Linked DNA regions of Homo sapiens: region 2 is linked to region 1. A link is an interaction called in ENCODE POLR2A ChIA-PET data of the cell type or tissue named here. Cell type or tissue: PC-3. All regions are shown on one strand. Each heading gives the region's core, and the rest is flanking DNA. Links, peaks and the distances in the headings are about the cores only.

Evidence for each region. Peaks named below come from ENCODE experiments on the same cell type or tissue, not always from the same donor. Only the 100,000 strongest peaks of a DNase experiment are listed, where the experiment ranks them.
Region 2: POLR2A ChIA-PET joins it to region 1 with 10 read pairs; 1 of 35 experiments calls an interaction of 5 or more read pairs at or near these places.

Annotation. Positions count from the first base shown.
Region 1 is chr10:63,001,461-63,008,379 of GRCh38, forward strand. No RefSeq gene overlaps it. Among named protein-coding and RNA genes, the nearest start is that of NRBF2, 130 kb to the right of the region's middle. In PC-3, for the core only: CTCF peaks have their summits at 2,802 (motif pointing right) and 3,002; DNase peaks (open chromatin) are centred at 2,781 and 4,011; H3K4me3 peaks cover 475 bases; H3K27ac peaks cover 763 bases.
Region 2 is chr10:62,882,822-62,889,740 of GRCh38, forward strand. No RefSeq gene overlaps it. Among named protein-coding and RNA genes, the nearest start is that of EGR2, 70 kb to the left of the region's middle. In PC-3, for the core only: no CTCF peak of the experiment used is centred there; a DNase peak (open chromatin) is centred at 3,500; H3K4me3 peaks cover 459 bases; H3K27ac peaks cover 1,575 bases.

The DNA of each region.
Region 1 (6,919 bases), core at 1,354-6,353:
TATGCGGGAACATTCTGTACCATCTTTGCAACTCTTCTGCAAATCTAAAATTATTCAAAATAATAAGTTTTTAAAAATATGCTCCCTGGGGTACCAATTCCCCTAACCCCATCACACTTAAGAATTAATGGTAAACTGGCAAATGAGCGGATGCTTGTTAGACTTACACACAATGCCATCATTGTGGTCCACTGGCAAGACTTCAATACCAGGAGAGAAGAGTTGTAAAAAAAAAATTCTAAAGTTGTTAAAAAAAAAATCTAGGTTTTTCTTCCTTAACACAGAGAACAAGAATGAGAGCAAAAGAGAGAGGGGGAGAGAAAAAAATGAGAGGTGTGCTTTTTTCTTTAAGCCAGTGGTTCTTAACTGGGGGCAATTTTACACATCCACCCCCCGCCCCAGGGAACATTTGGCAATGTCTGGAGACTTTCAGATGTCACAACTGGAAGGTGCTACTAGCATCCAATAGGTAGAGACCAGGGAGGAGGCTACGTATCCCACAATGCCAACAAAGCCCCCTATGACAAAGAACTATCCAGCCCAAAATGTCAATAGTGCCTACATTTAATGATCAAAACAAAACAAAACAGTAACAACAAAAAAACTTGCTTAAAGCAATTAAAATTCAAAAGCAAAATAGACTGGGTGCAGTGGCTTGTGCCTGTAATCCCAACACTTTGGGAGGCCGAGGCGGGTGGATCACTTGAGGTCAGGAGTTGAGACCAGCCTGGCCAACATACATGGTAAACCCCGTCTCTACCAAAAAATACAAAAGTTAGCCAGACGTGGTGGTGTGCCCCCGTAGCAGCCTGATTCTCCCAGCTTACCTACTTGGGAGACTGAGTTGGGAGAATTGCTTGAACCCAGGAGGTGAAGGTGAGCTGAGATCTCACCACTGCGCTCCAGAGTAAGACTCTGTCTCAAAAAAAAAAAGCAAAATAGATGAGAGAAGATATCAGACTAAAGAAAAGCTGTCCCAAGTCTTCCCTTTAAAAAAAATTCAGTAAGGATGGGAGAGATTCTACTAAGGAATGAATAACCCGAGCACAACTCACTGACAGCAAATATTCCCGGCATCCCTACCCCTCTTCTTTCAGCTTATCCAAATTGGCTCTCCTTATTGTGCAGCTTAGTTCAAGTCAGACCTTAGGAATCCTTTATAACCTCACTGCCTTAAAATTCATTGATAATTTCTCCCATGGTTTTCCCATTTCCCAAATTCACAGAACTTACTCTGAGGATTATTTTTGATAATGCTTATAACTCATTTTATCCTTTACCTGGTCCTTGATAAATATTTTTTAAATGTAACATATGTACTAACATATGTACTAACTACCACATTGCACTGAATCAGTTTAAGATGTAACATTATTTTATATACCACTAAAAATGAAAAGATGCTGCCAATTAGGCTGCCAAATAGTAAATCATTATCACTTATTAGATGCATCCCAATAATACAGACATAAAATGTGAAAAATACTACCTTAGAAGCAATAATATATAATTTTATTACTCCTTTAGCATTTACTATGTATTTTCACAATCATTGCATGGAAATAGATCTTATCTCTTTAAGCAGTTGAAAATCCCATTAAAAGCCTATACATCTTATATTTCTCTGCTCATCCCCAGCACCAAGATCAGCACTAGAGCCTTAGAATCAGTGGTGGAAAAGTAGTAATGATAATAGCACTTTACATGCCATGTAGCATGGTAGCATTATTATTACCCCTTTTAGTAAATGAGGAAAGCAAAGTGATAGAATGTGCCCAAGGTCACCAAGCAGGTGGGTGTGCGGCAGAACCTCAGTTCACGTAGCCAGTTCTTTTCATTGCAGAGGCCAGGTTCCCAATGTCTATGCTGCTCTGCCCTCAGAAATGTGGGCAAAAAAGCTACAACGGGCAGGTTTAGGATAGGAGACACTGACCATATGGTGCTTTTTGGACATACCCATGTGAGTTTTCATTTTACAGCAAGGTTTTATATTAGTCTGTTCTCACATTGCTATAAAGAAGTACCTAGGCTGGGCGTGGTGGCTCACGCCTGTAATCCCAGAACTTTGAGAGGCCGAGGCTGGTGAATCACCTGAGGTCAGGAGTTTGAGACCAGCCTGACCAACATGGTGAAACCCTGTCTCTACTAAAAATACAAAAATCAGCCGTGTGTGGTGGCAGGCGCCTGTAACCCCAGCTACTCGGGAGGCTGAGGCAGGACAATCGCTTGAACCTGGGAGGCGAAGGTTGCAGTGAGCCGAGATCACACCACTGCACTCCAGCCTGGGCTACAGAGCAAGACTCAGTCTCAAAAAAAAAAAAAAAAGAAAAGAAACACCTGAGACTGCGTAGTTTATAAAGAGACAAGGTTTAATTGGCTCACAGTTCTGCAGGCTGTACAGAAAGCATGATGTTGGCATCTGTTTACCTTCTGGGAAAGCCTCGGGAAAATTACAATCATGGTGGAAGGCCAGGAGGGAACAGATAGGGCTGGAGCAGCAAAAGAAAGGAGTGGGAGGTGCCACACACTTTTAAATGACGAGATCTCCTGAGAACTCACTCACTACTGAAAACAGTACCAAAGGGTGGTGCTAAGTCATTCATGAGAAATCCACCTCCATGATCCAATCACCTCCCACTAGGCCCTACCTCCAACACTGGGGACTACAATTCGACATGCAATTTGGCGGGGACACAGATCCAAACCATATCAGTTTTATCCTCACAAACAGGGCCATTAGCAATAGCAACCAAAAACTAAGCCAAAATTGTTTGTTTACAACTTTAAGCCACTAGAGGGCAAGTATTAATAATCCTCCTCCACAAACGAATGATGTCTAATAAATATGCTCTGAATGTGATGATGCCTTTGGTCACCCCATAGCAAATAGTTTCTTTTAAAGGTTGCCACAAGTATGAAATTTTGTGGGCACTCTTTAGATTAAGGACCTACAAGGCTTTAATTTTAAAATCATTGACAAGATATTACATCAATATTAAGAAACATTTCAGTAAAGAATAGTACAATAAATTCCGTCTTCCAATTCCCTTCTCCCATATTCTAATGTCGTAATTTTTCCCATAGGCTTATCCATTCTATATGATTGTGTACATGGCTCAATTCATATTCTGCTCTTTCATACAATCTATCATAAGCTTCTTTCCAACTTTCTGTGCCAACCGTCAAAACCATGCCAACATAGTATTTTCTCCTGCATTTGGTTATTAAAGCATTTCCATCATGTTAAATGTTTGGAATTTCTACTTTGTTAGCTTACAAGTTGAGTTGAGTCTCCCGTTATTGTAAATAGCACCATTACGACCAAGCAGTGAACGGCAAAGAGACTTATTTCTGTGGATTTATTTATTTAGTAACTATCCTTAGGTATGGGATTATTGAGTCAAATCATATGAACATCTCTATGTTCATGAGATGATTTCTTAATAGTTCAACAGTATAAAACAGAGATCCCCATATTGAATTATTTCATTGTCCTGGAAAAAAAGGGGAGAAGGAGCAAAAAATTATAGAATAATAATAGTCGGCATTTACATCACACCTTATACTTTTCAAAGTGCCTTTGCAAATGGAAATAAAATACTACTTCGCCAAGCTGTAAACAACTGACTTTCTTAGGGACACAGTTACTGAAAGAGCTCATGAATAACTCAAGTGTGTTTAAGAGAGACTATCACAAGATCAAACAATGTTTGTTAAATTAAGAGATAAAGTCTGTCAAGGAAAAAAAACTAAGGTGCCTGTAGATTATTTAAGTGAAATATTGATCAGATTGATCACAAGCATGCTAAAGGCATAACTACATCTGTCATGTAAACTCCACTTAGTTCATAAAGTATTGAACGGGAACAGTAATTGTTTTCCTGTTAATGAGGCTGTAGACTATGTTCTCAGAGTGACTCACTTATTATTTAGTTTATTTCGAAATGGAGGGTGGCTCACCAGCATTCAGCTAAATTGGATAGATTACTACCACCACCACCAACAACAACAACCTCCAAAGTTGGGCTTCTGTCCAAAATATGCAATGGAGCTCTCACCAAAAACCAAAACGAAACAATTCTTTGAGTCATAAGTAGGCCAAACTACTCAAACCCACCAGTTACTATTTCCCTTCACTTAATTTTTGTAACATAACCCATAACTTAAAATCATCCTAAAGGAAGATTTTTGTTTTTAAGTAAGGTTAAAAATTAACCAAATAAGCTTGTGAATTATATGAAATAAGATTTTCCTATATCTGTTTCTAAGCAAGCTCTACAAGATGACACATTATAATGGTGGAAAAGTGACAGGACCCACAACATGGTTTGGGATTGATCCCCTGGATGATGGATGAGCCTTCTCTGTTACTGTGCATAAAACTTCCCTCTACTCTGTATACCAAGTACAAGTTTCCAAAAGGACCTTGTTCTCATCCTCTTCACAAGTCCTAGCATATCTGCTTAAAATACCTAGCCCTGCCAAAAGTTGGAAGAATCTAAGATGGCCTTCAGCAGGTGAATGGTTAATAAACTGTGGTACATCCAGACAGTGGGATATTATTTAGTGCTGAAGAGAAATGAGCTATCAAGCCATGAAAAAACATGAAGTAACCTTAGATGCATATCACTAAGCAAAAGAAGTCAATCTGAAAAGGTTATATACTGTATAGTCCCAACTATACGACATTCTGGAAAAGACAAACCTGTAGAGACAGTCAAAAGACAGTGGTTTCAAGGGCTGAGGGAGGAGGAAGGGATGAGTAGGCAGAGCACAGAGGATTTTTAGCACAGTGAAACTACTCTGTAGGATACTATAATGGGGGATACATGTCATTATACATTTGTCCAAACCCACAGAATGTACACCACCAGGAGTGAATCCTAATGTAAACTACAGACTCTGGGTGATAAAGATGTGTCATTGTAGGTTCCTCAGTTGTAACAATTGTACTTAATGGGGGAGTCTACACCTTGGTGGGGTCAGAGCGTGTATGGGAATTCTCTCTATCTTATGCTCAATTTTTGCTGTAAACCTAAAATTGCTCTAAAAAATAAAATCTATTAAAAAAAAACAAAAACCTTATCCCCACCTTCTTCACCTAGCTAAAGCTACCTGCCCTTCAAAATGTAGCTCGTGGGTCACCTCCTAGCTAATGTTCACTTTCTCATGTCTTCCTCGTCTTGACCTTCAGCCGCTTGAGGGCAAGGACCTTGTTTCATCTGTCTTTGGATCCCCGGATCTAAGCACAAGCACATAGTAGAGGCTCAGTAAATGTTAGCTAAATGAATATGTGAGAGAAGTTTTTTCCAGCCAGCTCTAGTTTGGCGAAGAAAATATCTAGTTGGCCTTTGTAATTAGCCACATACAGAGATGCATCAGAAAAGGACAGAAAACCTCCCTAAACTAACTAACTAACTAAATAATAAATAAATAAAATCAGCATTCTACCATATTCCAGAAGTCTGTGGGATCCTTTTATCAATAATGTGTTAAAATCCAAGCATGCTATAGCCCAAAACAGAGTTTAAAAAAAAAAAAAAAAAAAAAAACTCTATGAATCCTGCTTTCACTTCAAGCCCCCAAATGATTAAGAACAGGAAAAAAATCAAAGCTCTTGTTTAAACCAGGTGAAAATCGCATTCAAGAGCTCCCTCCGCCTTGCTTTCTGCCCACACAGTGCAGAAGTGTATAAAGTGCTGGATTGTGGAGAAAGCCTCACCGTGGTTCCAACCATGGAGAAAAAAGAAACTCCCTTGGCTCCGATTTACATAGTCACAAAACAAAACCCAACATGACAGACATAAAGGGCATATACATAGAGGAGAGTAAGAACCTGAGAACCCCATTGGCAAAGCGGCATCCGCCTAACGCAGGGTTTGAAATGAGTAATTTGTAGCTAAGAGGTAGCGCTGTCATGCAAGGCATCGGCTGTAGCTTTCCTCCCACCCCTCCAGAAAATAGTTTTGAAAATACTTCCAATTTAGGGCAGTCTAGCATACACAAAAGCAAACAATCAGTTCCTGAGAAAGTGCTTTCTGGGAGCGTCTCCATGCAGCACAGGTGAGAAGACAAGGTTAACTATAGGTAGACAGGCAACAAGGGTTTCATTTCGTGTCACTCTCTGCCTTTATTATGCATTATCCTTTCGGCCCAAAACTTCTGATCGCCCTCACCCCTTAAAGGACATCATTGCTGAAAGGAGTTTGGGGAAGAATTAGCAGTCATCTTTTCACCCTCCAACAATGACATCTTTCTCACAGGTTGTTGCAAGGCTTCCAAGTAATGTAAAGTGTACATAGAGAGCCTGGCACATAAAAGGTACAAGTAGCAGATGTAAAAGATCAAAAGCAGGGCTTGTCACTACTGAGGTGAGGTGGGGTGGGGTGGCAACATGTGGGCCACTGGACCCAGCCCTCACTTACAAATATGGCATCTAATTTAGACTTCTGAAGTCATCTCTGAATAAGGTTATACATACAATTTACAGATATAAACCAAGAGATGGAAAGAAGTTCTTTTACCAACTTTCAAATTGTTGCATAACTGGATCATATCACCCGTATTGTCCTCTTTCTATAAATCCTAAAATTGTATTAAGGCTGGCACAATATATTACAATGCAATGTATTTTTATATTAAAAGTGGTGATTTGTTAGGTATAAATGTTTGCAATACAAAAATATGGAGCAATTTATGTAACTCTGCTTCTGGCATTTTCCATCTTTAAAAATTTACTATGAAGCAAAAAAAAAAAAAAAAAAAAGAAAGTGGCCTGGTTCTCTCATAATCTCTGAGATCCAGATTGGAGAACTGTAGTTTCTGGGTCTTTCTTGAAAGAGATTAGCAAATGCATAACCAGCAATCTGTCTATATTAGTGCTGTCTCCTAGAAATTTATAATGCAAACCACAAATATT
Region 2 (6,919 bases), core at 999-5,998, 120 kb before region 1:
ACACAGAGGTCAAGAGAAGAGAACAAAATTAAAAAGTATTTGGAGGTCAGAGCTGGGAAGAGCTTCACAGCAGTTGGGTCAGAGAGTGATGTGTGTTAGGCGAGTGGGGACCTCTGACCTAAGGTGGAGGTGAGATGACCCCACAGGAAGAGATCAGGCAAATGAAAGGATTAGGGCCAGATTTCAGAAACTTGGATGTGGAACTGGTTCTTGCAGAGGCTTTCAAACATACATCTCAGAATCCTGGGGTTCCACAGATAACCTCCAGGGGTTTCCCAAACAATGAGGCTGCTTCTGCCAAGGAGAGAAGATGAGAACTGCCAGAGGGACCTGCTCAGCTGTTATCTGTCTTACACACTGGGGTTCTGAGTAACAGTTCATTTGAAGGAAGGACCCAGGACAGGAAAGAGAGAGAGAGAAAGAGAGAGAGAGATCATTCCACTAAAGCATTTGAAAGAACATAGAGTTCATGGACTCTCTTTTTCTCTCTCTCTCACATGAAATGCGACATTATATAAAAAGTAATCTGGATGGAAAAGGTTCTCGATGAGTGTATTGAGATTGGACATAAAAAAAGAACTCAAGTGAAAGACAAATTCATTTGGAATTACCACAAATTTCCTGCCCCACCCCCTTCTCAGGTTTGGCATTACCCGCTAAAGGTCAAAATTCAGAGACTCAAAGCTCAGGATAAGGGAAGAAGTGGGGTATAGATAATTGGTGTTTAGTTGTTATTAATAATTATCAGCACTTTATTAAGTATTTTTCAGAAGTTCTGCTAAACCATTACATGCCTGATCTTAGGAATTCTCATAACAGCTTCTGAGGTAAACCTTATTATCATCCCAACCAAGGCTCAGAGAAGTTGAACAACTTGCCCAACATCACACCAAATTGCAAGCAGCACAGCTGGGCTTTGTATGCTGGCAGCCTAACTCCAAAGGCTCTAAGCATAAGCCCAGTTCAGTGGTGTATCCCCAGCGACCATGCAGTGAGCAAGTGTGATTGCAGTAAGGTACAGGTCCCTGCAGTAAAAGGTCCTGAGGAAGAGAGAACAACACTTCTCACCACCTGGCAAAAATACCATGTGACACTGTCCTCCATGGAAAATTCCAGAAGCCCCTCCCTGGACCTTCAGGTGAACTAACCACACATGCAAGGTTCATTCACTTCTGGATACCACATCTGAGGAGGGCTGAAAGGTATCTCATTTTGCATCAGTGAATAGCAGGATGAAGGATCTGACTAACCATAAAGAGAAGACATTTAATCTAAAGAAGAGATTAGAAGGGAAGGAGGGAGCTATCTCAAATGCTCAAAGTGCTTTCTCAAAGAATAGTGACCAGACTTGTTTTGTGCAGCTCTGAATGGCAGAACTAGGGACAATGGGTTAGTAAGAGGATGGACAATGGGTTAGTAAGAGGAAGACAAATTACAAGTCAACATTGCCACGGATTTTCCTTAGATCTGTCTGAAATGGCCACACTAGAGGTACTGAGCTCTTTGTCAAAGGAAGCCATCAAGCAAAGATTGAGAATCAGGAATCATAATTGGTAAGAGAAAACTCATCTGTTGAGTGGAAGGTCACATGGCTACTAAAGCCTCTTCTGACACAAAGATTCCAAAAATTTATAATCATGTTTATTTTCCTTTTCAAAAATTCTGCCTCCACCAAAGACTTAAGAATGAACCCAACTGACAGGCCAGCCTCTAAAAGCATGGTGTCTTATGAATTCCTACATTCTGCATGTCTGTGAAAAAAAAGCTCTGACCTGTGACAGGGACCTATATGTCTCTCAGCAGAACCAACATCTTTCACACTAATAGTACAAGTCAGAATAAATACCATCTCCATTTGGAAGACAGTCCTTGACAGAAGAGAATTGGCCTGCTTGATTAGGAATATATGTCAGGCACTGATAATAGGGAAATCCTTTTCAGCCAAACCCCAGAACCTGAACAGTCATAATGAGGCGATTTAATGAGCCTCCTGTTCTACACAATATTAATTACAACCCTGTGGCAGAAGGCAGCCAACTCAAGATAAAATAGGTAAAATGCACAGGAACTGGATCACATTCAGAATCTCTTCCCCAGATACAAATAGGCTTGCAGTCACATACATGTGTCTCTAGCAAGCAAATAGATTTAACACCTTTAAGCTGTTTGGAAGAAATACTAATGGAGTCAGTCTAAACAGCAGAAAAGCTTCTGAACTTTGGGTTTATCTCTTAGAATACATCTACCCCAAATAAGTCTGGTGAGCCTGATCAGTCCCAACTTGTTGCTACCCTGGAGAAAGAAGAAAAAAAGAAGAGCAGTAAAGGCACCACTTGTCCGGACACCGTGGCTCACACCTGTAATCCCAGCACTTTGGGAGGTCAAGGCAGGTGGATCACTTGAGGTCAGGAGTTCGAGACCAGCCTGGGCAACATGGTGAAACCCCGTCTCTACTAAAAATACAAAAATTAGCTGGGCATAGTGGTGCATGCCTGTAATCCCAGCTGCTTGAGAGGCTGAGGGATGAGAATTACTTGAAACTGGGAGGCAGAGATTGCAGTGAGCCAAGATCACGCCACTGCACTCCAGCCTGGGTGACCGAGCGAGATTCCATCTCAATAAAATAAAATAAAATAAAATAAAATAAAATAAAATAAAATAAAATAAAATAAAATAAAATAAAGGCACCACTTGTTGAGCAGGTAGGCATGCCTCCATCCCTTTTTTGGGGTCAGGTCTCACAAATATTTCCACTTAAATAAATAGAATTTCTTCAGGTCAGATATCATCAGTCTCATTCAATAAATCATCACCAAAAGCCTGTTGACTGCTAATAGCTGTTGAGCACTTACTATTTGCTGGAGATTTCTTTACATGCTTTAAGTATTTTAGCTCATTTGGTCACCATGAAACACCCTGTAGTCAGTACTAGCAATGTGTCCCTTAATAGAAAGCGCAGCGATGTTAAGTGGTTTGTCCACACTACCAGTTAGGTGGAGCCAGGATTCAGACACAGACTGATTATTCTAGAGCCAGGGTGCTTAACCACTAGGCAATGCTGTGCACTGTGTGTTTGCAGGCAACTTGTTCATGAAGTGAGTGCTGACTGAGCACCACTTATGTGCGCTGCACTGTGCTAGATGCTGGGACAGTGATCAACGTGACAATTCCTGTCAGAGTAATCAGGCAATGCCAGCAGATCTAAGAAACTGTCCCATTCCCTGTGTGGTCAGCAAGGGCTTCTAGAAATGGTGACATTTAACAAGAAGCCTGAAAGATGAGTAAGAGTTAGGCAGTGAGTCAGGAGGGAAGCTGGAGGAGGAAGAGGATACGGATGGGAATCCCTAGGGGTCAGTTCACAACGGCAGAAGCGCAGACACTCTGCAAATATCAAGGAGTTACACACAGAGAGTGGAGAGACAGTCCTGACAGGGACTCAGGAGGAGGTAAAACTTGATCTAGGTCCTTAAAAATAGAGTAAGGAGGTAGGAATGTACATGATACATACTTTACATCTGTTGACATTTTCTCATATTTACATAACCCTCTCACTCAACTCAGACCCAGGGAACTGCCACATGGACAAAGGACTGACTCCAAGGGGTTAATCACCTGCCAATCAAAAGAAACCACAATGGACTGTTTTCTCTTTTCTCACTAAATCCACATTGCAGAGATTTTGATGGCGCAAGGATGGGGTGGCTGCTGAAGGAAGCACCAAAGAGGACAAGCATGGAATCCTGAGCCTCAACCCAGGCAGGCGCCTACCCATTCTGACACAGAGCATCGGAAACAGTTGGAAGCAAAGCCCACATCCATACAGCATATGCCCAGGGTCCATAGACTTGAAAACTCACACGGACCCCAGGCTCTGTCCCACAGCACACTGACTTGCAAACCCATGAAATGGTCCATGCCCACTCCCAGCTCCCCACTACTAGAGTGAGGCATCTTGCCTGGACCACCTGGCTCTGCCCATCTCAAACCTGCCTGCCTATGCAGTGGTTCTCCAATTTTAGCACACATTCAAATCACCCACAGGGCTTGCTGAACCAAAGGTTGCCGGCCCCACCTCCAGAGTATCTGGTTCAGTAGGTCTGGGATGGTGCCAAGAATGTGCATTTCTAACAAGTTCCCAGGTGATGCCGATGCTGGTGGTCCCACACTGAGAATTGCTGCTCTTTGGCACCAGGCAAAGGCACCTCTCCAGAAAGACTTCCCCCAGCACTCCAGCCCGGCTGGCTTCTCTCCCCAGTCTTACTGCACATTTAAGTTAATATAGACTACAAAGATAAACCCAATTGCCTTGAGGAGCCTGACAGGCAATAGAATATGCGGGTTTGGACCGGCTTAGGTACATTTGAGTACAGTTGTATGAAAGATAGAAACGACTGTAAACTGGAGAATTCAGACACCAATAAAAGGGGGAAACTCACTCAGTTCTAGCCAATTTTTGCTGGGTGTGATTACAATACTACTATTGCAGAAATCTTGATTTTTATGTAAACTATCGCAATTTTTTAAAACTGGTTCAAGATTTTTGAAGACAGTAGGATGCATCAGGTGATCTCTTAGGCCTCTTGCAGCTTTAACACTTGATAGTTTGGGGCTTGTCAGGCATCCTGTAGAAAGTTCCCCAATCTGGGTCTGTGTGTTGTGTTTTCATGATTAGATTAGGGGTATGGACTTTTGTAAAGAATACAGCAGAGCTGAATGTCCCTCATAGACATGTTTCTGATGTTCCTCCCTGTGATCAGCCACAACACACCATCAAAAGACTTTACAACAGCCCCACAGTGGGGAAAAGGGAGCCATGACTGGTCACATTTGCCAATTTCCATGGTGTAAATATTCCCACCACAGCCAATGTGGAGCACCCAGTGTGATGGCACCAAACACGAAATTGGAAAAAGGTGTGCACAATTAGCCAGCTCTGTAGTAGGAGCGGGCTCCTGCACTGCTTGTCAACTTGCTTTATTTATCCTCTGTGTTCTAAATCTCAACCAGGCAACCCTCCCTTGGTTCTGACTGAATGCCAGTCATGCACTCAGCACTCCACTAAAGGTTGTAGAGGAGAGCAAAGGGCTGTAAAAGATTAGTCAAGAAGGTAGGGTGAGTGAGATTGCAAGTTTTGAGAAGCCTGGTTTCAAATCCAGATCTGCCTCTTGTGAGTGTGTAACCTTGGTCAAATTGCTTAACCTCTTTAAGCAATTGATTTTGTATATACAAATAAATATATATGTGTATATGTATGTTTATATATGTGTATATATTTTATATATGTACATTTTATATATACAGTACTTGCTAAGTACTAAAAAATTGTATATATATACATTTATTCACACACACGTAACATATGTCATATATATATATATACACACACACACACACACACAGCCTCTCAAGGAGCTTTCAGTCTAGCCCATATAAGGTTATATTAATATGTTCTAATTTAAAAGTTGGGTGGTAGTTACATGGGTGGTCATTTTATTATTCATCTTTTAATTACACATGTATGGCATATAATCTTTTGAATGTATTATTTCACAATAAAAAATGATAATACAAATCTAAATGAAGTTCATCACTAAAATATGTCATCTCATTATCGCCCCAGCTCATCCATGTTACCATCTTGAAAAATGAGGTCATGACCCATTGGGAACTTGGCAGAGAACTTGGCCCTGTTGGATGTCAGCTGGACGCTTGAGAAAGCTAAGGGCATCTTAGTCCGTTTGCAGCTTATGGATGCCAGACTTGAAGAGATGTGAAGAGATCTCACTCAACTAAAGAGGATATGTGTTTATTCTTCCTGGGGACCCAAGTCAGAAATTCTAGCACTGCTACCACCACCATTGAGGGCTCTATTAAACTACTCCTGCAAATCATTAAGCAGGCTCAGAAATGGGGATAAGAGGAAATCTAGTGTGACTCAGAAAACACATAGGCCCATTTTTCACCTTCTATTTGAACACACTAGATGAAAGGCTTTCCAACAACTGAAATAAGTTATTCATATTTCTACCCAGGATCCACTAAATGTGGAGACTTCTCCCCCTTGTCCAAGTGATGCCTTGTTTTCAGGTGCTGTGTGTACTGAGAGCACCTGGAGCACTGGTGGACAGCAGGCATCCACCATTGACAATCAAGACCACGGGACCTTCCCTGGGCCTCAGGTTCCTTCCTAAACCAGTTAGATGCATCAGGTGACCTCTTACGCCTCTTGGAGCCTTGATGCTCACTGGTTTGGGCTGCAGTAGAATACTCTGGTGATGTGTTCTGGTCTCTCAAGGTGAAGAAGAAACCCACACAATCAAATCACATTACCATTACCCCCTTGATTTCTTATGCTTTTCCTTTGTTCCCAGTAAGATATTCTGATGCAGAAAATAAAGAGGGAAAACAGTTTATTGCATTTAACCAAGTAAATGATTAAATTAACTAATGTGGCTGGACAAGGTGTTCCATGCCTGTAATCCCAGCACTTTGGGAATCCAAGGCAAGTGGATCACTTGAGGTCAGGAGTTCGAGACCAGCCTGGGCAACATGGAAAAACCCTGTCTCTACCAAAAATACAAAAATTAGCTGGGTGTGGTGGTGCACGCCTGTCATGCCAGCTACTCGGGGGGCTGAGGTTGGAGAATCACTTGAACCTGGGAGGCGGAGGTTGCAGTGAGCCAAGATCGCACCACTGCACGCCAGCCTGGGTGACAGACTGAGACTCCATCTTGAAAGAAAGAAAGAAAGAAAGAAAGAAAGAAAGAAAGAAAGAAAGAAAGAAAGAAAGAAAGAAAGAAAGAAAGAAAGAAAGAAAGAAAGGGACAGAGAGAGAGAGAGAGAGAAAGAAAGAAAGAAAGAGAGAGAGAGAGACAGAGAAAGAAAGAAAGAAAGAAAGAAAGAAAGAAAGAAAGAAAGA